Linked DNA regions of Homo sapiens: all the other regions are linked to region 2. Evidence: read pairs that join two places in POLR2A ChIA-PET (ENCODE). Cell type or tissue: OCI-LY7. All regions are shown on one strand. Links, peaks and the distances in the headings refer to the core of each region. The heading gives the core; the rest is flanking DNA.

Region 1 (7,662 bases), core at 2,367-4,866, 94 kb after region 2:
AGTCCTGGAACTGAAGTATGTCCCTTTTCTTCCTCTAGCAAACTTTTGTTTCAGAGATTGGACATACAGGGTTACCTCAGCCTGGAATGTCTTTCCAGCTCTCTCAAGTGCTTCCTCTTTCACCTTAACTCTTAACGCATTTTTCCCCCATAGTCTAAGCTTAAAATATCACTTTCTTGATCTCCCTAGACTAAATGAAGTCCTTTCATGGCAATTCACTTAAACATTGTCATCCTTTAACCTCTTTATCTATAAATCGGAATAATAATGGTAGTACTCTTCTGTTTTACATATATTTACTCTTTACATGTAAAGATAGTAAGTGCTAACGTGAGTTAGCTGCTGCTATCATTATTACTTTTATTAGACATACTTGGAATACACATTTCATTACACATATTTGTGTAATTATCTGTTAACTGTCTCTTTCTCCTGTTAGATTCTTAGTTCCATGAGGAAAAGGACTATGTCTTCTTTTATTCACCTGTATTCCCTAGTGCTTAACAGCGGTTGCCAACCTTTTTGGCACCAGGCACCAGTTTCGTGCAAGACAATTTTTCTGCAGACTGGGGCAGGGTAGTGGGGATATGGTTTCAGGATGAAACTGTTCCACCTCAGATCAGCAGACATTAGTTTTTGTCATTAGAAAAGGAAAGACCTGAAATCTCAGTATAGGTTTTTTTGCTTTTCTTTTTTTTAAGAGTTGAGTTCTCACCATATTGCCCAGGCTGGCCTCAAATTCCTGAGCTCAAGCAATCCTCTCACCTCACCATGCCCAGCTTCAGTATAGTTTTGATTTTCATTTTCTTAATTATGGATAAGGGAGAGGATCTTATAAACGTATGATTTTATTAAACGTGTCATATCAATTTGTATATCAACGCTCAGCTCTTGTCCTTCACTCAATTATCTACTGAGTGGTTCTTGATTTCTAGGAACTCTTTATATTAACACTTGGCATTTTAAATTGTCAAAGTGTTTTCTCAGGTTGCCATCTGTCTTTTAACTTTCCTTATGGTGTTGTTTTCTGTTTTATCATGCAAGTTGAAAAAAAATTGGCTGTCAAATTTGTCAATCTTTTACTTTATGGCTTCTGAATTTTAACTCATAGCTAGAAATATCTTTGCTTGAGACAGAGTCTCACTCTGTTGCCCAGGCTGGAGTGCAGTGGCATGACTGCAATCTTGGCTCACTGTAGCCACCGCCTCCTGGGATCAAGCAATTCTCGTGTCTCAGCCTCCCTAGTAGATGAAACTACAGGCACGTGCCACCACACCCGGCTAATTTTTGTACTTTTTTTTTTAGTAGAGACGGGGTTTCACCACGTTGGCCAGGCTGGTCTTGAACTCCCGACCTCATGTGATCCACCCTCCTCAGCCTTTCAGCCTCCCAAAGTGTGGGATTACAGGCATGAGCCACTGCATCCGGCCTTTTTTTTTTTTTTGGCCAGCGGGGAGAGGGTCTTGCTTTGTCACTTAGGGTAGAGTGCAGTGGCGTGATCCTGGCTCATTGCAACCTCCACTTCCTGGGCTCAAGTGATTCTTCTGCCTCAGTCTCCCAGTAGCTGGGACTACAGACACTCAGCACCACACCCAGCTAATTTTTATGTTTTCTGTAGAGACGGGGTCTTCCTATGTTGGCCAGACTGGTCTCAAACACCTGGCCTCAAGTAATTCACCCATGTTGACCTCCCAAAGTGCTGGGTTTACAGGCGTGAGCCACTGCACCCAGCCTAGAGATACCTTTTCCACTCCACAGATATATAGGAACTCCCTCATTTTTTCTTTTGTAATGTTATAGTTTTATATTTTTATATTTAAATGTTTGATATACTTGGTTTCATCCTGATGTACACTGTAAGATATGAATCCAAATTAAGGCTGGGCACAGTGACTCATGCTTGAGCCCAAGAGTTTGAGACCAGCCTGGATAAAACAGTAAGACGCCATCTTTAAAATAATAATAATAGTAAGTAGTAACAGTATGAGTCTAAATTAATCTTTCTTCCACATGGCTAATTGTCTCAACACCATTTAAGATGATGCCTTAATCATATACCAAAATTCCTGAACGTATTTGGATGTATTTCTGATCCTCTATTTTGTTCCATTAGTCTATTGCCTATTTATGTGTCAATAACACACTGTTTGGCCAGGCGTGGTGGCTCACGCCCGTAATCCCAGCACTTTGGGAGGCCGAGGTGGGTGGATCACGAGGTCAGGAGATGGAGAACACCCTGGCTAACACAGTGAAACCCTGTCTCTACTAAAAATACAAAACGTTAGCCGGGCGTGGTGGCCGGTGCCTGTAGTCCCAGCTACTCGGGAGGCTGAGGCAGGAGAATGGCGTGAACCCAGGAGGCGGAGCTTGTAGTGAGCTGAGATTGCGCCGCTGCTCTCCAGCCTGGGTGACAGAGTGAGACTCCAGCTCAAAAAAAAAAAAAAAAAAAAAAAAACACTGTTTTAGATACTGAGACTGTGCAGTATATTTTCAAATGTGATAGGACTGGCTCATCCTCACTGCCCTTCTTTTTCAGTTTTCCAACCAATCATTGCTAATTTTTTTCCATTTGAACTTTAGAATCCACTATTTAGTTCCAGACACTACCCCCACCCCAAACACACAAAAATAAGGATAACATTGTTTCTGTGATAGCATTATTTTACAAAGCACTTTGGACAACTTTATAACATTGACTACTGCCATGGAATATGTTTAGCCTTTCCATTTGTTAAGGTACGTTTTTACGTCCCTTAAGAAGACTTTTAAAGTTCTAAACTTACAGATTTTGTTAAGTGTATGCATAGGCAACTTTGTCATTTTAATTTCTATTTTAAATGAATGTCTCACTTTTATGTGTTCAAACTGGAAGCTATTTGCATATATTGAGCTTACTGATTTCTGTATATTAACCTAAATCCAATTATCTAACCAAATCCTATGTGCAAATGTGATATCATAAATAAGACTCAACTATTCAATTAGCACTGTACGATGCTTCGGAGTGTTTCTCATGTCTTAAAATCTGTAATCATCTTTCCAAAGTTATGTGAATTTACTGATGTACAACTTTATCCTTGTTTAGAATCAGTGAAAGCTGATACATGTGAATGGTCATATAACTTAACTGGGAACTCATGAAATAGCATTGCACTGTTGTTGACATAAAAACAATGTCTAGGATAAGGATAATAGTGTGATAAAATCAGAATGGATCCATTTGGCTATGTTAGTGTTCATATCGAAACCATATCTCAATATATTTTTCTACCACGGGAAGGTTCTTCTGTCAGAGATGTTGAACCAGAGCAACTCCATCTTGAATAGGGGCTGGGTAAAATAAGGCTCAGACCGACTGGGCTGCATTCCCAGATGGTTAAAGCATTCTAAGTCACAGGAGGAGATAGGAGGTTGGCACAAGACATAAGTCATAAAAACCTTGATGATGAAAAAGCCTGCAGTAAAGAAGCTGGCTAAAATGCACCAAAACCAAGATGGCGACAAGAGTGACCTCTGGTCATCCTCACTACTACACTCCCACCAGCTCCATGACAGTTTACAAATGCCACTGGCAACATCAGTAAATTACAGTATATGGTGTAAAAAATGGGAGGCATGAATAATCCACCCCTTGTTTAGCATACAATCAAGAAATAACCATAAAAACCCACAATCAGCAGGCCTCGGGGCTGGTCTGCCTATGGAGTTGCCATTCTTTATTCCTTTACTTTCTTAATAAACTTGCTTTCACTTTACGGATTTGCCCTGAATTCTTTCTTGCTCAAGATCCAAGAACCCTCTCTTGGGGTCTGGATCCAGACCCCTTTCCGGTAACACTTCTTTAAGATCACTACACATATTCACTTTAATTGGGTTTTATAATTCAACAGTCATTTTTCATAAAATATATAACAGATCTGAAAAAATGAGTTCTGAGGAAGCTATACACTGATTAACAATTTTATTTCAACTTACATAAGACACTATTTGAGCATGCAAAGTACTTTGGTTTCTGAAGCATAATCAAAGCATTTATGTAGTTCACTTTGTATAGAATTTAAAATGTAATAAAATACATAGCTTCCTAATTTTCTCCCAAAACCCATTAAATATACTCTACATACACAATGTTTGCTTTGCATGGAAATACAAAAATGATCTGCTTATATTAATAAACTGCTGTTATATTCTTCATTGACAATTCTTTGGTTCAACCAAACGCAGAAATGGATCAATATTCCACTGTGAAATATTGCCTTCTCTCACACTCCAGATAAAAGGTACTCAAAGTGAATTATGATCATCTATAATCTTTACAAGGAAAACTGCCATGTGTCTTACACATTTAAAAGGACTCCAGTAAGTATTTTTACAATGACTATTTTTTAACGCTGAAATAGCTTCACAGTAAACAATCAATAGGATTTTGATTTAATTAAATACACTCAAACATATTGAGTGAGCCCAAATATTACTATCTTCTACTCCTACTTGGCAATTTTCAAATGATATTTTTCAAAAATTCAGATTCAGGCTGATAACAAACTGTCCCAAGTAGCCTGAAGAGGGAGGACTGCGTGATCCCAGGAATTCAAGTCCAGCCTGGGCAACATAGCAGGACAGATGGACGCTGCTTCCAAATGAGAAAATGTTTTAATTTCTTTTTTGATAAAGCGAACAGAGTAAAACAATTTTGCAAGGCTCACATTCTAAAGCTTGACTTTCTGTTTATAACTCATGGCGACATTATGTTCTAATTTTTTTAAAAAGAATGTTTTCAATAAAAGTTTTGGTAAATAGGCCAGGCAAAGTGGCTCCCGCTGGTAATCCCAGCACTTTATGAGGCCAAAGCAGGCGGTTCGCTTGAGCCCAGAAGTTCGAGACCAGTCTGGCCAACAAGGCGAAACCCCATTTCTACTAAAAATGTAAAAATTACCCAGGTGTGGTGGTGCACACCTGTAATCCCAGCTACTCGCAAGGCTGAGGCACGAGAACTGCTTGAGCCTGGAGGCAGAGGTTTCAGTGAGCTGAGATTGTGCCACTGCACTCCAGCCTGGGCGAGAGAGCGAGACCCTGTCTCAAGAAAACAAACAGACAACAAAAAACCCTGTCTCAAAAAAGAAAAGGCTTTGGTATATTAAATGGTCAAAATAATATTTATAGTCCTTATTCTCTCTTGTAAATTGTTTTAAACTAAGAAAAGTGTTTTAAAACTAAGAAAGAAGAACATGAGAAGTTACTTCAACATTTACCACAGCAAAATAGAATATTGTACAAATACAGCAAAGCTGAATAATTTACTTTCATACAGCAAACTGCTAATGCTTAAACATAATGTCTTTATTATGTATGAACCCAAATTATAATGTAGAAAGTTTAAAAAAATTTACAGCACAATGTCCTTCTTTCCATATATAGAACCCAGGACAAACAATGAGTATTTCAATATGTACAGTAGTGTTCAAAAGGAAGACATAAAATCTTCAGGAGAGTATTTACAGGATTTTGAAAATAAACTTCCTAACAGTAATTACAATCGATCAAAATGTGTCCTGAGTACTTACCACATGTAAGGCAATGTGCAGTGTAGGAAATAAAGGTGAGTAACAGGACAATTTTTTACTTTAAGGTTTTTTTCCCAGTCTAGTAACAAATACACATACGAATACAGCTATGATATAGAAGGCTATGAATATGAGTAAAGAATTATGAGAATTCTGATGGAGGAGAAAATAAATCTACCTAGAGAAAATCAGAAAGGATTCATAAAGTTGTGATAAACTCTGAAGGAGGATAAATTTTCAATTAAGGGAGATAGTATATAGGATAAAGGCATAATAAAATAAATGAGACTGGAAGTAGTCAACAATGTTTGATTTCTAGACACTGATGAGTTTCTAGAAAAGTTTTATAATAAAAAGAAGAGTAGGTTTATAGGCAAATTTCAGAAAGTTGAGTAATAACTGGATAGTTTGAGAAGAGAGTCAATGTATTACTACTGAGACACCGAGAGACAGAGAAGACCAAGGAGAGACCAACAGAGAGACTGAGAAGAGACACTCTAGAGAGCCTGAGTGATAGAGAGACAAAGGGAAAATGAGAGACACCAACAGACACCAAGAAAGATGACTGAGAGGGACGAAGAGGCCAGGGATGGGAAAAGACAGAGAAGGACACTGCTATGGACTGAATGTGTGTCTCTCCTCAAAATTTATATGTCGTCCTAACCCACCATGCGATATTAGGAGGTGGGGACTTTAGGAGGTGATTAGGTCATAAGAACGAAGTCCTCATGAATGGGGTTGGTGTCCTTATAAAAAGGACTTGAAGAGTTCTCTTGCCTTCTTTCCACCATGTAAAGGGTAGAGTGAGAAGTCAGCAGTCTGCAACCCAGAAGACAGCCCTCACAAAAAACTCAAATATGCTGGGAGAAACCAAAGTTTCTTGTTTAAGGCACCCAGTCTACAGTATTTTGTTATAGTAGCCTGAACTAGACAAACACAAACCTGAAGGAAAAAGTAAAGAAAAATTATTTTAGCAGCTTTGTGAATGTTTCCAAGCAAAGAGAAAAGCTGAGAGGGATGAAGGAATACATCGCAGGAGAGAAATTAATGAGACTAATGAAGCATCGTCCCAGAAAAGGTATGCAGGGAGAGTTCAAAAAACAGCATGAGTGGATTCTTACAGGGCTGTTTAACATAAAAGAGAAAAGCTGAACAAACACAAAATGAACAGCATTAATCAAAATTAAGAGTAAGGGAGAGGCATATGTTGAAATTCAATAGGATACTATCAAATACAAAAAAAAAAACTTCAATAAATGTTTGCTGAAAAAGTAATAAAAAATAATCGAGATAATTAAAAAAAAATCAGCCTCAGCCAAGTTCTGCTGAGCTGTTGTCAGCAGTCTAAATACAAAGAAGTCATGCTTATCACATTTGTTAAGTTAGCCTTGGATTTCAACTGTCTGCTTGACTGTCTCCAATTCTATGACTCCTAAGCATCAAACCACTCCTCAGCTATTCAAATCAAAATGTTAGATTCACCAAACATTTCCTTCTCCCTCAGCCCCAATATCCAGTCATTTCCTTCTCCCTCAGCCCCAATTATCCAGTTTGATAATACTGGAATTATCAAAATGTTCAACATTAAAAGTCAACCAAATCAATAATGATGCTCACCGATACTGATATGTCCTCATTTCTTCTCTTAACACTGGAGTCAAACAAAACATTTCTCCCTCGTCTTTCACAGTCTTGATATACAATCAGTCGAATCTGGCTTGGATCAAACTCTGGTAAAGGCCAACTTGAAAGAAAAGTAAGGAAAAGTAAAGATCCATTAGAGTTACATTAATAAATATTCCATATACATTATTAGAAATAAATCTATATAATAAAGCCCAAAATTATCTTATTGTTAAATAATATATATATCTTTATATTAAATATCACCAGTTCATGGCTGAAAACTTTAAAGTAAAAATAAAGGCAAAACAAAATTATCTTTATTTAAAAATAATACTGGTAACTATCAGTATATATAAAATATAGTTATCTCGTGATTTTTGAAAGCATTAACTTAATAAATATACATAAGTATATTTAACATAATGAAAATATGTACTGATTTCATGTCATGGACCAAGATGACATAATAAGG
Region 2 (7,662 bases), core at 2,590-5,089:
TAGTAAATATATTTAATAACTGAATAAACAAGTGGTTTTCTTTTTTTAATCAATGATGAAATTATGATGAAAATAGTCAATGAAAGCAGAAACCAACTTTACTACTAGCATTAAAAGTCTCTTAGACCAGATAAGCAAAGAATAAACTATAATGTAGTACTCAAGTAAACTGAGGTAGTAGAAAGTATTGAAAACTTTATCCACCCACCTTTCTATTTACATTACTTACAAGAGTTTGGTTCCATATTAGCCTTTCTTACAAGCAACACTCTATAGTATGTACAAAGGCAACAATTGAGAAGTGAAAATCTTTGAAAAAAATACACTTTTGGAAGGGAGGGACTCTTAGAAAAAAAGAGAATAATTTTAAGAGTTATGAATAGTGTAAATTGAGGATTATTAAGCAGTGAAACAAATATTCAGCTCCTATGGGTTCATGAGGGTTGATACCAAAAGCAAGGGCCTTGGCTACCTGAGCACTTTTAAAGAATATAGTATTGTTTTTGCCGATGCTTTGGTGCAATTTTTAATCCTAATTTTCATTTATGTTAAATTAGTGAATATGTAAATATTAATATTTATAAGAACAGTTCATACTTATAAACAAATGGTATAAAGTAGTATTCTCATTTTGGGAATCTCAGCCTTAAAAAAAAGGTTGGCTTTACTTATATTTTAGAGTGTGTGAAACAGAAAAATCACCAATAAGTAATATTTCAGCATTATAGACAATACTAGTTGAAAATATATATATTTTTAAAGGCATGTTTACCAGTCTTGTATTTCTATTTCTGCTTTTTAAAAAAAAATAGGTACATATGTACACTTGGGTGGATAACATAACACATTTACACTCATTATTCTGAGTTTCTTATAATTAACAGGCTGTTTAAAATACTTACTTTGAGAAATAACCAGACATTAGCTGTTTTGAATTGCAAAACTAACAAATAATCAAGGTTTTATAGATCTCTGTACCTTAGAAATTAAAAATTAAAAACTAATGAATAACTATTTCTGAGCCATTAAATCATGAGACACTGTTGCTATTTATGAGCTGTGACAACACTGCAGTGATCACATGAAACTCTTGATAATATTCATTTTGTAGAAATTTCTACCGTACACTTTGGCTTTTTCAAATGCTTCAAAATTATTGTTGCTTTAATTTCATTTGTTTAAAAATCTACCACCACCCAAAAGTCCAGTCAAAAAGAAAAAGCCATCTGACATACACAGAATATACAATGCTATGCAGAATACCCTGGTGACTGACTCATTCAGATGGAAGTCTAAAAGGGAAAAAGAATCTCCATAAATGCATGTTGTGTCTGCTTCCTTGGTTTCTACCTATTTTCCCACCAATTTCTAACAATTTTTAGGTATATTAAAGGAGTATTTGTGCAACATATGGAGAGTGAGTGCTTGCTACAGCAGCCAGAAGTGGAAGATCACTGGATTCAATCCTGAAATAAAGGGGAAAAAAATGTCAGTTTTGATTTTCTGTACTGAGGACATGAACTCTACAGGCAATGACCACCAACTGTAAGGTCACTATACCTCAACGGTTAAGGAGCTAGGCCACTCTGGCCGAAAGGAAAAATTCTCAGTAAATAAAACACAGAACTACAGATACGAGTAACAACATCATAAACGTAGAAAAGTGTCTCAATGACATGCTGATGGAACATGAACTGGGGCATGGCACAATGACTAACAACTGCAATCTAGTGTAATAATAGCTGGGTGAGGTGACTCGTGCCTGTAATCCCAACACTTTGGGAGGCCTAGTTGGGAGGATCGCTTAAGCCCAGGAGTTGAAGACCAACCTAAGCAAGATAATGAGACCCTGTCTCCACAAAAAAATTTTAAAAACTAGCTGGGCATGGTGGTGTGTGCCCGTGGTACCAGCTACTCTGGAAGCTGAGGCAGAAAGATCTCTTGAGCCTGGGAGGTTGAGGCTGAAGTCAGCTATGTACCAACAGCAGGGCAACAGAGCAAGACCCTGTCTCAAAAAAAAAAAAAAACAAAGAATAATAATGTGTACCCAGATTGTTTTGGATTCAAATGTTTCTATAATAAGATGTATTGGAAGTAATGGGAGCTACTTCAAAATACATCCTACCACAAATTTATAGGAAAAGAAAAATGGCCAACCAACATAGAAAATATTAATCAGACTCCCTCATGGTTAGAGAAATGTGAATAAAATCAGATACCATTTTTTAGATAGTAGCCTAGCAAAGATCAAATCTGGTAATAGCCAGTACTGAGAAGAGTGCCTCTTACTGTTTGTGGGAATTCATTTTGAAACTTTCTGGAGAGTATTCAGTATAATCTGTCAAACTATCTATCAATACAGGCCCTTTAACCAAAAATTCTATTTCAAGGAATTTATCCTACAAATGTCAGAGACTTATATTCAGTCTGGCACTGGTTTATAGTAGCAAAAAACTAAAAATAATCTAAATTCCAACATATAAGGGAATGCTAGACAGCCATTAGGAAGAATGAGATTATTCTGTGCTTATATGAACATTCAAGATATAGTAAAAGGCAAGTTGTACAAGGACACAAGAGTATAACTCAACTTAGATTTTTAAATAATATTCATTTAAAAATTCTACAAAACAATCTGTTAACAGTGTTTGAGTAGGGGTTGGAAGTTGGGGGAAGAAGACAATGACTTACTTTTCATTGTATGCCAAAATGCACTGTGAATTTTGGTTACATTTATGTTACTTTTTAAAACTTGTCTTAAATATTTTTACATAAAGGCATTAAACACACAGCTCACTCCCCAGAAAAACAAGGTTATATCCTGTTACTGATTTTCCAAATACTGGAGAACAATTCTCTCTGTATAACTCAAGTCAAAATCATCAAGTCTGGACCAACAGTGTGGTACTACAGAATATAAATAGGGTCTAAAGTAAAAAAGATATAGAGTCATTCAAATCCCTAATTAGTCCTACCAGTGTGTGACATCTGGCATGTTAACTTCAGAATCATCTGTTTCCAACCTGGATAACACTGCCTACACACTGCAGGATGATAGTAAGAATGAAGAAATAACACTAGTAAAAAATTTTCATGTGGTTTGACATACAGTAGGTTCTCAGTGATATTGGTTTCTTTTCCCATCATAAAAGCCAAATTAGATAAAAGTTCTAGCTTGTTTTGCTTTCTTTAATGGCATTTCAAGAAATAATTCATATGAACCCACCTAAAGTGGCCAGAGAACACAAGAAAAGTGACCACAGAACATAATGAAATAGGGCTATATTATGCCCCCCCTACCAACTTCCCATTCCTCCTTCAGTAAGCATTTTTGATAACTGTTTTCTGCCAGAGAATAATGCAGAGTAGACAGATATAATATATAGTTAATGGGGGGGAAGGAGTAATATATGGATAACGTATTACCATCTACAGACTTCTGTTACCTCAACCAGCTCATGTGGAAGGCAGGGCAGATACTTGGAATAATGAGTTTGCAACATATTTAATAAATGAGTATGTACTTATGTTTCTGAGACAAAAATTCAGATTTTAATTCACTGTGATTATATTCTCAACCTACTGTATGTAATGGCACAAGGGATAATGCCTTTCAGATTAGTGGATGACAGGGAACCTGCTATTACATGGTACAGGGCAACCTAAATGATAACAGCCTCCAGCTTCTAATAGGAGAAGACACGTAAAAGGAAAAAGGGCAATTCTGAGGAAAATTCCTTGCCTGATGACAGGGCAATGAAAGCAAAGCCAAAAAAGAAACCATTAACATACCCCAGAACCACTCCCAGCTCCTTGACATGAACACGCATCTGCCCCCTCAGGTATTCAGACAGCATTTTACTTTTGAAGTATAGCTCCTGCAACCGGTCTTCAAGATGCATTACACACTGCAGTTAGGGAGGAACCAAGAACCAGGTCAGAAAACAGTTTGCAACTCTCAGTCATGGCAAACTCCAAAACATAATGTTTTTGACAATTCTGTTTGTTTATTTCAATATGAACTAAAATTTGGAGCACATTTTTAAAGTATGTAGTTTTAGCTAAAAAGAGAAGTGAAACTTTTTCTGGCTCATATCAAAGATTAGCTTCTACAGCGTCTTTTTTTTTTTTTAACTGTGCAAAAATACACATACAATTTGCCCTTTTAACCATTTTTTGTTTGTTTTTTGTTTTTGAGATGGAGTCTTGCTCTGTTAACCAGGCTGGAGTGCAAAGCGCGACCACAGCTCACTGCAACTTCCGCCTCCCGGGTTCAAGCAATTCTCCTGCCTCAGTCTCCTGAGTAGCTGGGACTACAGCCATGCGCACCACACCCGGCTAATTTCTTTTCTATTTTTAATAGAGATGGAGTTTCACCACGTTGGCCAGGCTGGTCTCAAACTCCTGACCTCAGGTGATCCACCCACCTCAGCCTCCAAAGTTCTGGGATTACAAGTGTGAGCCACCATGTCCAGCCCTTTTTAACCATTTTTAAATATACTTCAGTGGCACTAAGTACATTCAGAATGTTGTGCAACCGTCACTACTATCCATTTCCAAAACTTTTTTCACTATGTTTTTATTTCAAATTTGATAAATATAAAATTTTTATAAATTAATACTTTTCAAATGTATTTACATAGGAAAGGATGTATTCTCCTGTGGAGAATAAAAAACAGTTTGCAAAAGTTCACAAAGAATGCTATGTGGTTCCCCAATTTCTAAGCTGAAAGACTGAAAATTAAAACACATCTGGGCATGGTGGCTCATACTTGTAATCGCAACATTCTGGGAGGTGGAGGCAGGAGGATCATCTGAGGCCAGGAGTTCGAGATCAGCCTGGGCAACACAGTGAGACTCTGTCTCTACAAAAATTAAAAAAAAAAAAAAAAAAAAAGAATTAGCCGAGCATGGTGGCACGTGCCTGTAGTCTTAGCTACTTGAGCCCAGGGGTTTTGAGGGTGCATTGAGCCATGATTACTACTGCAATTCAGCCTGGGTGACAAAAGTTACAAAAAAAAAAAAACCTGAAACACATACATTTTGTTTAATGTCAATTAACTTGCTCAATTTACTAAAATAGGTGATTTATCATGTGAATTGATGCTAAACATGTTTGAGGAAAAAACAGAAGTTTCAGGTGCTAAACATTAAATTCATACAGAGTGTTCCTTTCCAATGAAAATCAGTTATTAAAAGCTCCTAATAAAAATCTACTTTATTATTGTAAAACACAACCAAATGGTTGTGGTTTTATAGTGTATGTTTTTTCACAATGCTTTAGGCTGATAATGCCATAAGAAAATTTTAACTGCAGAATATATGTAGATATAAAATATGTAATATAATTTACTATATTGACCACTTTACAGTATATAATTATATAGTCCTAAGAGCATTCGATGTTGTGCAACCATCACCACCATCCATTTCCAGAACATTTTATCATCTCAAAAACTCTGTGCTCATCATCTCAAACAAAAACTCTGTACTCATTAAACAATAACTCCTTATTCTCTTCTTACCCGCAGCCCCTGGTAACCACTATTTTAGATTCAGTCTCTATGAATCTGCCTATTTGTGGTACCTCATATAAGTGGAATCATACAATATTTGTCCTTTTGTGTCTAGTTTATTTCACTTAGCATAATGCTTATGAGGTTCATCCATGTTGTAGCATGTATTAGAATTTCAGTCCTTTTCATGGCTGAATAAATATTGCATTGTATATATTATACCACATTTTGTTTATCCATTCATTTGCTGATGGATGCTTGGGTTATTTCTAACGTTTGGCGATTGAGAATAATGTTTCTATGAACAAGAGTATATACTGCCTGAATCCCTGCTTTTAATTGTTTTGAGTATAAACGCAGAAGTGGAATTAATAGATCATATGGTAATATACAATGTTAAACTTTTTGAGGAACAGCCAAACTTTTCCACGGCTCCAGCACCATTTTACATTACCATCAACAATGCATGAGGGTTCCAAGGTCACCACATCTTGGTCAATACTTACTATTTTTTGTGGATTCTTTTTATCATAGTCATCCTTACAGGTATTGAATGGCAGCTCACTGTGGTTTTATTAGCATTTCCCTAATGACTAATGATGTTGAGCATATTTTCATGTGCTTATTGGCCATTTGTATATTTTCTTTGGCAAAACGTCTATTCAAGTCCTTTGCCATTTTTTAATTCAATTATTTTTTTCCTGTTGAGTTGTAGGAGTTATTTATATATTCTGAGTATCAATCCCTTTTGAGATATATGATTTGCAAATATTTTCTATTTTATAGGTTGTCTTTTCACTCTGTTGATAGCTAATAAACAAAAGTTTTTAATTTGATGAAATCCAATTTATCTATTTTTTTACTTTTGTTACCTATGCTTTTGGTTTCAAATTCAAGAAGTCACTGTCATATCCAATGTCACAAAGATTATCCCCTAGGTTTTCTTGTAAGTTTTATAGTTTTAGCTCTTAAATCTTTGATCCATTTGGAGTTCATTTCTGTACGTGGCATAATTCTTTTGTATGTGGCTATCCAGTTTTCCCAGCATCTTTTGTTGAAAAGACTCCTTTCCCTGTTGAATGGTCTTGGCACTTTTGTTGAAAATCAACTAAACTTATATGTGAGGGTTAACTTTTAGGATCTCCATTCTATTCCATTGGTCTATATACCTGTCCTTATGCCAGTAGCACAATGTTTTGATTACTGTAGCTTTGTAATAAGTTTTGAAATCAAGAAATGTGAAATCTACCAACACTGTTGTTTTTCAAGATTGTTTTATCTCTTTGGGGTCTCTTGAGATTCTTAATGTATTTTAAGATGGGTTTTTCTATTTCTGCAAAAAATATCAATTGGATTTTGATAGGGATTACATTCAATCTGTAGATAACTTTGAGTAGTAATGATATCCTAATAATATTAAGTCTTTCAATCCATGAGCATGGGAAGTGCTTTCATTTATATATGTCCTTAATTTCTATCAATAATGTTTTATACCTTATAGTGTACAAGGGAGTCTTTTGTCTCCCTAAATTTGTTCCTAAGTAATTTATTCTTTTTGGTGCTATTGTAAGTGGAATTGTTTTCTTAATTTTCTTTTCAGAGTGTTCATTGTTCGAATAAGTATATAGAAATGCAACTTATTTTTATGGGTTTTGTATTATGCAAATCTGCTTAATTTGCTTATTAGCTCTACCAGTTTTCTGTGGGATCTTTATGTTTTCTATGTACGAGAAGATCATGTCATCTGCAAACAGAGATAATTTTATTTCCTCTTTTCCAATCTTGAAGTCTTTTGTATTTTTCTTGCCTGATTGCTCTGGCTAAAACTCTCAGTAGCATGTTGAACAGAAGTAGGGAAAGTGGGTCTTATTGTCTTTTTCCTAATCTTAGAGAAATACTTTCAGTCTTCCACCACTTAGTGTGATGTTGGCTATGGGTTTGTCATAGATATCCTTTATCATCTTGAACTACAGAGCTTTTTAACTATGGTATGTTATAGTTCTCCTAATAAGTGAAAGAAAGAACCTTGAAAGTTGGAAATGGGATCTTTAGAAAGAGGTTACCAGTATTATAAAGAGATCAATAAAAGTCCTGACATGACAATGAGGATCCAGAATGTACTGGCATTCTACACAAAGCTGGGAGA
Region 3 (7,662 bases), core at 3,320-5,819, 450 kb before region 2:
TGGTTAATGGGTCCAAAATTACAATTAGCTAGGAGGAATAAGTTCTAGTGTTCTATAGCACTGTAGGGTAACTATAATTAACAATTTATTGTATGTTTTCAAATAGCTAGAAGAGCAAATTTTGAATATTCCTAACACAAAGAAATGATCAATAAGGTCATAGATATGCTAATTACCCTGATTTGATCATCACACATATACATGCATTGAACTATCACTGTACCCCTTAAATATGCATATATAGTATGTATCAATTAAAAATAATAAAAGGAAAACATTTACTTCCTTTATCCTTGCCGGTGAATTCAAGGTTCTTTATTACAAGCATAATTTTATCATTTGAAATAATTCCTTATTTTTAAAATCTTTAAAAAATATTTTGGAAACTATTTTTCTTTCCAAATATTTTCTGCTCTATTTTTTGTATTATCTCAGGTGCCTGAATTTGTACAAATCATAATTTTTTATTCATATCATTCATCATTGGTCTAGCATAGCCTTTAACTATGAGTTAGAAAAATACTCAGGTTATTCATTATTCTATACTTGCTGTTTTATTATTAACATTTGTCAAAACCCTCTTTCTAATGTGGATATTAGTCGCCTGGTTTCAGTGTTGGCCTTTGACAAACATATATATTTTCATTCGTACAAATTTATGATAAAGATGGTCCCAAGAAAACCCAGGACTTCGGGTCATTATTTTTTACGGTACTTAGTTTTTTAATAGGATCCATATTTTTTAACTTCCTCTCTGGCATATATGTAAGAAAAAATAGGGATGTACTTCTAAACGAACGATACAGTTAAAAAAACAAAAAGCTCCAAGAAGCTGTTCTTTAGATGTATTTTAAACTTCTGCCTTTTGGTTTATTTAGATTTGTCATTGTCTAAAACTATCTTATGGTTTGTGTTCTAAGACATGTTAATGTGACTCAACAAACATTGAATCGCTGTTATGCTAGACGCCAGGGATAGAACAATGGGCAAGACAGATCTGGTTCCTATCCAGTGGAACTTAGAGTGCTGTGTAAAAGACAGGCAATTAAATGTACAGCTACAGTTCTTGGAATGCCAGGATAGGAGGCAGAGACTGCTGAGACACATAAGCAGAGCTACAGATCCAAACTTGATGAGTTAGGGACAGGTTCTGGGAAGAAAACACTTTTGTGTTACAGTTTCCCTAATTTGAAGTCATCATTTATATAATATACATAATGTGCTTGAAATATTTAGAAGTATTTCTGGAACTTCAGTGTGAAATATTTTAATGTCCTTTAAATTATTTGGATTCCAAATATCTCTGTGATTGTCACACTATTATAAACTATGCTATCCATAATAATTTATTTTAAAATCTTTACCTAAATTTGTACTTTGGTCCAAAATTGAGATAAAGACTTTATTTCAAGGAATTGCTTTTTGGCCGGGTGCGGTGGGTCACGCCTATAATCCCAGCACTTGGTGGGAGGCTGAGGCACGTGGATCAACTGAGGTCAGAAGTTCAAGACCAGCCTGATCAACATGGAGAAACCTCATCTCTACTAAAAATACAAAATTAGCCGGGCATGGTGGCACATGCTTGTAGTCCCAGCTACTCAGGAGGCTGAGGCAGGAGAATCGCTTGAACCCGGGAGGCGGAGGTTGCAGTGAGCCGAGATTGCGCCATTGCACTCCAGCCTGGGCAACAAGAGCAAAACTCCGTCTCAAAAAAAAAAAGAAATTGCTTTTTATTGATATATCTAATATGACCAGAGTAGATAAGGCGTTTCAGGGGCCTGAAGTACAGGAAATAAACCATGATCTCAATGCAGTTCCTTTTTAAAGATCTGGCAACATCAACAAACTAAGGCTGTTATAGTACTCAGTATCTAATGTGGAAAGCAAAGTCAGGGATTTTACAATCTATAAGACAAAATTATAATAAAAACAGTATATAGCATATAAATATAGTTGGAGTGCATTTGACCTAATTAAAGTGTTAACAGTTAATGAATACAGAAGAATTCAGTTGTAAAATATCTTTTGATGCCAAAGATTATCCAATAAGGTGAATTGGGTAAAGAAGTAAAATAGTGGATATTTGACAGGTTTTCTGGGAATTTACTACTCTTCAAATAACGCTGCTTTGTTTCAAGACTTCCAATCTGCCTGAATTCTAAATCCCTAAGACAGAACCTAGAGAATTTAAGTTCCTCTGTTTCCTTTGTAGCTCAGGCACAGGCGTTTGATTAGGTGAAGCACACTCACTTGTATTCAGCACAGAATCTGTTTTGCTGGCAGGAGTAGCATCAGTGGTTTCAGGATCAAGTTCCTCATGGAGAAGAGAAGTAGCATTGGTATGGTGGCAAGAGCAGACATAGTAAGGTTGAGTTTCTGGCAACATCCGAAGTGTAGCATCTTGTGTTCCATGAGGGTAAAAATGGCAGCATTTTTTTCTGGCACCCCACGAGAGAGCAGCAGTTTTTATCATTAGCCTATTTCTGTGGTATGGCTTTGGTCATTGTTTCTGGAAGCTTAGTCTCAAGCCTGCCTGGTTCTGGACAATTTGAAACAACCTGTTTAATGCCTTTCCAGCTTCTAAGCAGCCAGAGGCTGCTTCTGTGACTAGTAACAAAGACCAACAGTTAAAGCTTTTATAGTCCACTTCCTGGTGATATGAGTTAGGCAAAATAAAATTGGCCGGGATCGCTGGCTCACACCTGTTATCCCGGCACTTTGGGAGGCTGAGGTGGGCAGATCACCTGAGGTCAGGAGTTTGAGACCAGCCCCCTGGCCAACATGGTGAAACCCCGTCTCTACTGAAAAATATAAAAATTAGCCAGGCATGGTGGTGGGCGCCTGTAATCCCAGCTACTCGGGAGGCTGAGGCAGGAGAATTGCTTGAACATGGGAGGCAGAGGTTGCAGTGAGCCGAGATCACAGCCACTGCACTCCAGCCTGGGCGACAGACAGAGCAAGGTTCTGTCTCAAAAAATAATAATAATGATAAATAAAATTGAAAAAGAGGTTGAATGCAGATTAAGCTAGCCCACAAAGCAGAGATAGAAAAAAGTATTACTTTGCTAAAAGGCACAATTCTGTCTACAGCCTAGAGTCTAATTGATTAAGAGTCCCATAATTTAGAGCCTTGGAGAGTTAAAAATGCTAATTGTTCTTATCCACTAAAACTAAAGCCAGTACAAGCAGGGAAATTCTGAGCTGTAACATGAAATAAGATCGATGCCTCAAGACTTTCTCATTCTTCCAGACAAAGATTAGATATATGATTCATTTACTGACTGGAACTTACTATTCTTCATTGCTTTAAGAAGTGGCCCCTAAGGTAAGGGTTAAGGAGATGGGCAGAACGTAGAGGCTGCTACCAAAGGATGACAGTCTTCATCCTTATTTTTCTGTGGCTACTTGTGCATGGAAATGACTGGAAACCAATTTGAAGCTTATAAAGTTTTTGAGTGAATTGTATTGCCAAGAAACTCCAGGCCTGGCTAGCTCTTTTCACCTCTTAAGGCCACCCCTGGGCCCCTAAACTCCTATCACCAGGAAGTAGACTATGAAAGCTTTTAAAGCCCCAAAGAAGGGCATCTTCCCCAGTATCTCCACCTTAGAACAATGAGGCTCAGCAGGACCTAATGGAAACACTAGCACTGTAACCAAACATCCTTGATTTCAGTCTAGATGAGACCTGAGGGGACAGGTAGTGAGTGGATGTATGCTACAGATGGAAAGAAGGATTTATATGCATTTTGCATAGCCAAAGGGGTTGTGCTTGTTGCCTCTCCAGTATCTATTCTCCTGTTCTTTTTTTTTTTTTTTTTTGGAGATAGAGTGTCCTTCTGTCGCTCAGGCTGGAGTGCAGTGGCACGATCTTGGCTCACTGCAACCTCAGCCTCCCGGGTTCAAGCGATTCTCATGCCTCACACCTCCTGAATAGCTGGGACTACCGCTCGGGCAATCCAACCACCTCGGCCTCCTAAAGTACTAGGAGTATAGGTGTGAACCACCGTGCTTGGCTTCTCCTGTTCTTTTTTACTAACTGAGAAATTGTGTTCAGGGTGCAATGTACCAAGCAAAAAAAAAGTTATTTTCCAGACCATGTGACACCTTTCTGGTCTATATAAACCGTGTCTATTCGGTGTTACTTCCAAGAAAGTCATTGTTTTCCTGTTTAAAAGGAGCAGGCTGAGCTGGCACTCTCCTTTTGCCCTTTTCTCTCTTCTTCCCATCTGGAGTGCAGATGTGATATGACAAGCAGCAGTGAAGACAAAACCACTCATGGAAGGTAGCAGAACAGGAAGAGAGAAAGAGCCTGGGTCCTTAGTATCACTAAGGACAAGCACTAGCCCAGAACTGCCTTAATCTGTATTTCTTTTTTTTTTTTTCCGAGATGGAGTCTAGCTCTGTCGCCCAGGCTGAAGTACAGTGGCACGATCTCGGCTCACTGCAACCTCTGCCTTTGGGTTCAAGCGATTCTCCTGCCTCAGCCTCCCTGGTAGCTGGTGCCTGCCACCACGCCCAGCTAATTTTTGTATTTTTAGTAGAGACAGGGTTTCACTGTGTTGGCCAGGCTGGTCTCGAACTCCTGACTTTGTGATCCGCCCACCTCGGCCTCCCAAAGTGCTGTGATTACAAGCATGAGCCACCATGCCTGTCCTTTAATCTGTATTTATTGATAATGTGAGAAAAATTAAATCTCTTACTTATTTAAACCAGCTTTTGGACTTTGGTTATTCAGAACTGAACATACTCTAAAGTGATATGGGTATATTTAACCATTTATTTTTCCATTCTCCCATAAAAGTCTTGTTCCACTTTTGTAACACATGACATTATACTATAATTTGTTGTTTATCTAGCTATCTTTTCCATTAGATTGTGAGTTTCTGGAAGCTGAAGAGACTATTATATATTCACCTTCATATCTTAATTTCTTGATGTAATGTCTAGCATGAAATAGGCACATATAGGTTTGATAAGTGAAACAAATTATTGCCATTGTTAACAAGTTAAAATGCACACTACAATTTATTCTCTGATGAAATCTCCATAGGTTTGGTAAAAGCAAGTGAGATATAAACAATGGTTAAATAATACTTATTTAACTGGTTTTCATTTCAGTAAGCCAAATTTATCATCTGGCTAATAAGAGCACTATTCTTAGTCAGACCAGTTCTTTCTTAATTAAGTGAAATATTCAGTTTGCCTTTTGGGTTGAATTTGTTTTAGTGTTGTCTTCTGTCTTTTTTTTTTTTTTTTTTTTTTGAGAGAGAGAGTCTGTCTCCCAGGCTGGAGTGCAGTAGCATAATTATTGCTCACTGTAATCTCAAACTCCTGGGCTCAAGCAATCCTCCTGCCTCAGCCTCTTGAGTAGCTAGGAATACAGGTGTGCACCACCATGCCTAGCTAATTTTTAAACAATTTTTTGTAGAGACAGAGTCTCGCTGTGTTTCCCAAGCTGGTCTCAAACTCCTGGCCTCAAGCAATCTTCCCACCTCAGCTTCCCAAAGTGCCAGAATTACAGGCATGAGCCGCTGCATCTGGCCACTGTGTGTGTGTGTGTGTGTGTGTGTGTGTGTGTGTGTGTAAATATATATATTTTTAAAACCTTTTTATTTTGAAATAATTCAGATTTACAAAAAAAGTGCAAAAGTTGAAGGGTATGAGAATTTCCTTTACCCAGATTCTACAAATGCTAACATTTTACCATATTTGCCTTATTGTGTTTCCCTCATTTTTTTTTCCTGAACTTTCTGAGAGTAAGTTGCAGACATAATGCCTATTTACCCCAAATGAACATTTTTAGAATTATGACAGCCCATTTGGGTCTAGATCTCCTGGAGAAATACCTTAGAGTATATTTTTTTAAGATACTTCAGTGTGTATTTCCTAAATATACAAGGACATTCTCTAATGTAACTGCAATATAATGACCAAAACCAGGGTATTAATATTGATGCAATGCTATCATTTAATCTTTCCATTTGTCCTAATAATGTATTTTATGGCAAAAGGAAAAAAAATTCCCTGTGGACCAGTATCCTATTGGGGATCACACATTGCATGTAGTCATCATGTCTCTTTAGGTATCCTTAATCTAGAGCAGTCCTTCAGTCTTTCTTCGTCTTTCATGTCCATGATGTTTTGAAAAGTATAGGCAGGTTATTTTGTAGAAGGTCGTGCAAGCATTTTTTGATTGATAGCTCATCTAGGTTCAGCTCTTCTGGAGAAAAGAAGAAGAAATCAATGTATCTCCTCAAAAATTTGGAATTTTTTTTTTTTGAGGTGGACTGCCACTGTGTCCCCCAGGCTGGAGTGCAGTGGCACCATCTCGGCTCACTCACTGCAACCTCCGCCTCCCATGTTCAAGCGATTCTTGTGCCTCATTCTCCTGAGTAGCTGGGATTACAGGCATGCACCACCACACCCAGCTGATTTTTTTTTTTTTTTTCAGTAGAGATGGGGTTTCACCATGTTAGTCAGGCTAGTTTCCAACTCTAGACCTCAAATGATCATCCCTCCTTAGCCTCCCAAAGTTCTAGGATTACAGCCGTGAGTCACCACACCCGGCCAAAAATTTGTATCTTAAGAGCTTTATCTTAACTCCAGCAAGATGTCTTACCTAGGACTCAACAGGTTTTTGTTGTTGTTTTATGATATTTCTCAATGTGGGCACTATTGGCATTTTTGACAGGACAGTTCTTCACTATGCCAGACTGTTCCACCCATTACAGAAGGTTTAGCATCCCTGGCTCCTGCCCACTAAATTCCAGTAGCATTCTCCAGTTGATATGACCACACAAAACACCCTCTTTTAAGAACAATTGTTATTTAAAATTTAGAATCTTTAAATTAGGAGACCAGTCTTGCTTTTCATATAGTAGATAGTATAAGCAAAATTTCCAGTTGTTTTCATTATCAGTAATTGGTAATTAAATGACCAATAATAGAAGTTTTAGCTGAATTCTCTTCAGTTATTTGATTTGCTATATTTAATGATAAAGGGTTAAGTGGATCATATATGTTTTTATATAATCTGAAATGAGAATGCTATTAATTCTAATTAGAGTCAAGGATGCCACCTTAGATATCAACTGAAATAAAATATCCCTGGAAGATTTATCTTAAAACTGGATATTTTACTATTTTAAATTTTAGGGGGAAATGAGTGTCCTTGCATTTAATTCTAATTTTAGTGATGTTAATTATTCTCTTTTTTTTTTTTCTTTCAGAACTGGTCCCTAGGAAAGACCTTCTTGTAGAAAATGTGCCATATTGTGATGCACCAACTCAGAAGCAATGAGTTTTCTAGAATACAACAAGTCTTTGTACTTTTTAACTTTAAAATCTACAACTCTGGCAAAAGTCCTGGAAATGCAGACATTTTCCCTGAACTGGCATATTGAAAATGAATGAATTACAGAATAGCTTCATATTTAAATTTCATGTTAAAAGGTCATTACTGAGAACTAAAGAACATAATTAAGTATTTCTAAAGGAAATTAGATAAGAAAACATTTCATTTTCATTGAAAATCAAATTTCATAAAGCAAAGTAAATGCTTAGGGAGATATATTCAATCTTTGACCTTGATGAGTATTTGATCTTACCATAGCTATTTGAGAATGTGGTGCTTTTACAAATTGGTGAGTTTTCCTGCCATGT

The links. Peaks named below come from ENCODE experiments on the same cell type or tissue, not always from the same donor. Only the 100,000 strongest peaks of a DNase experiment are listed, where the experiment ranks them.
Region 1: POLR2A ChIA-PET joins it to region 2 with 8 read pairs; 4 of 35 experiments call an interaction of 5 or more read pairs at or near these places.
Region 3: POLR2A ChIA-PET joins it to region 2 with 5 read pairs; 2 of 35 experiments call an interaction of 5 or more read pairs at or near these places.

The regions. Positions count from the first base shown.
Region 1 is chr5:131,737,383-131,745,044 of GRCh38, forward strand. FNIP1 (folliculin interacting protein 1) reads right to left here. Exons shown (of 18, transcript NM_133372.3): 2 at 7,182-7,308. Among named protein-coding and RNA genes, the nearest start is that of FNIP1, 56 kb to the right of the region's middle. In OCI-LY7, for the core only: no CTCF peak of the experiment used is centred there; no DNase peak of the experiment used is centred there.
Region 2 is chr5:131,643,298-131,650,959 of GRCh38, forward strand. FNIP1 (folliculin interacting protein 1) reads right to left here. Exons shown (of 18, transcript NM_133372.3): 17 at 3,793-3,908; 18 at 1-1,466. The coding sequence ends at 1,388. Among named protein-coding and RNA genes, the nearest start is that of RAPGEF6, 12 kb to the left of the region's middle. In OCI-LY7, for the core only: CTCF peaks have their summits at 3,873 and 4,076; a DNase peak (open chromatin) is centred at 3,874; H3K4me3 peaks cover 1,513 bases; H3K27ac peaks cover 1,999 bases.
Region 3 is chr5:131,192,302-131,199,963 of GRCh38, forward strand. LYRM7 (LYR motif containing 7) reads left to right here. Exons shown (of 5, transcript NM_181705.4): 5 at 7,230-7,662. The coding sequence ends at 7,300. Among named protein-coding and RNA genes, the nearest start is that of LYRM7, 25 kb to the left of the region's middle. In OCI-LY7, for the core only: no CTCF peak of the experiment used is centred there; no DNase peak of the experiment used is centred there.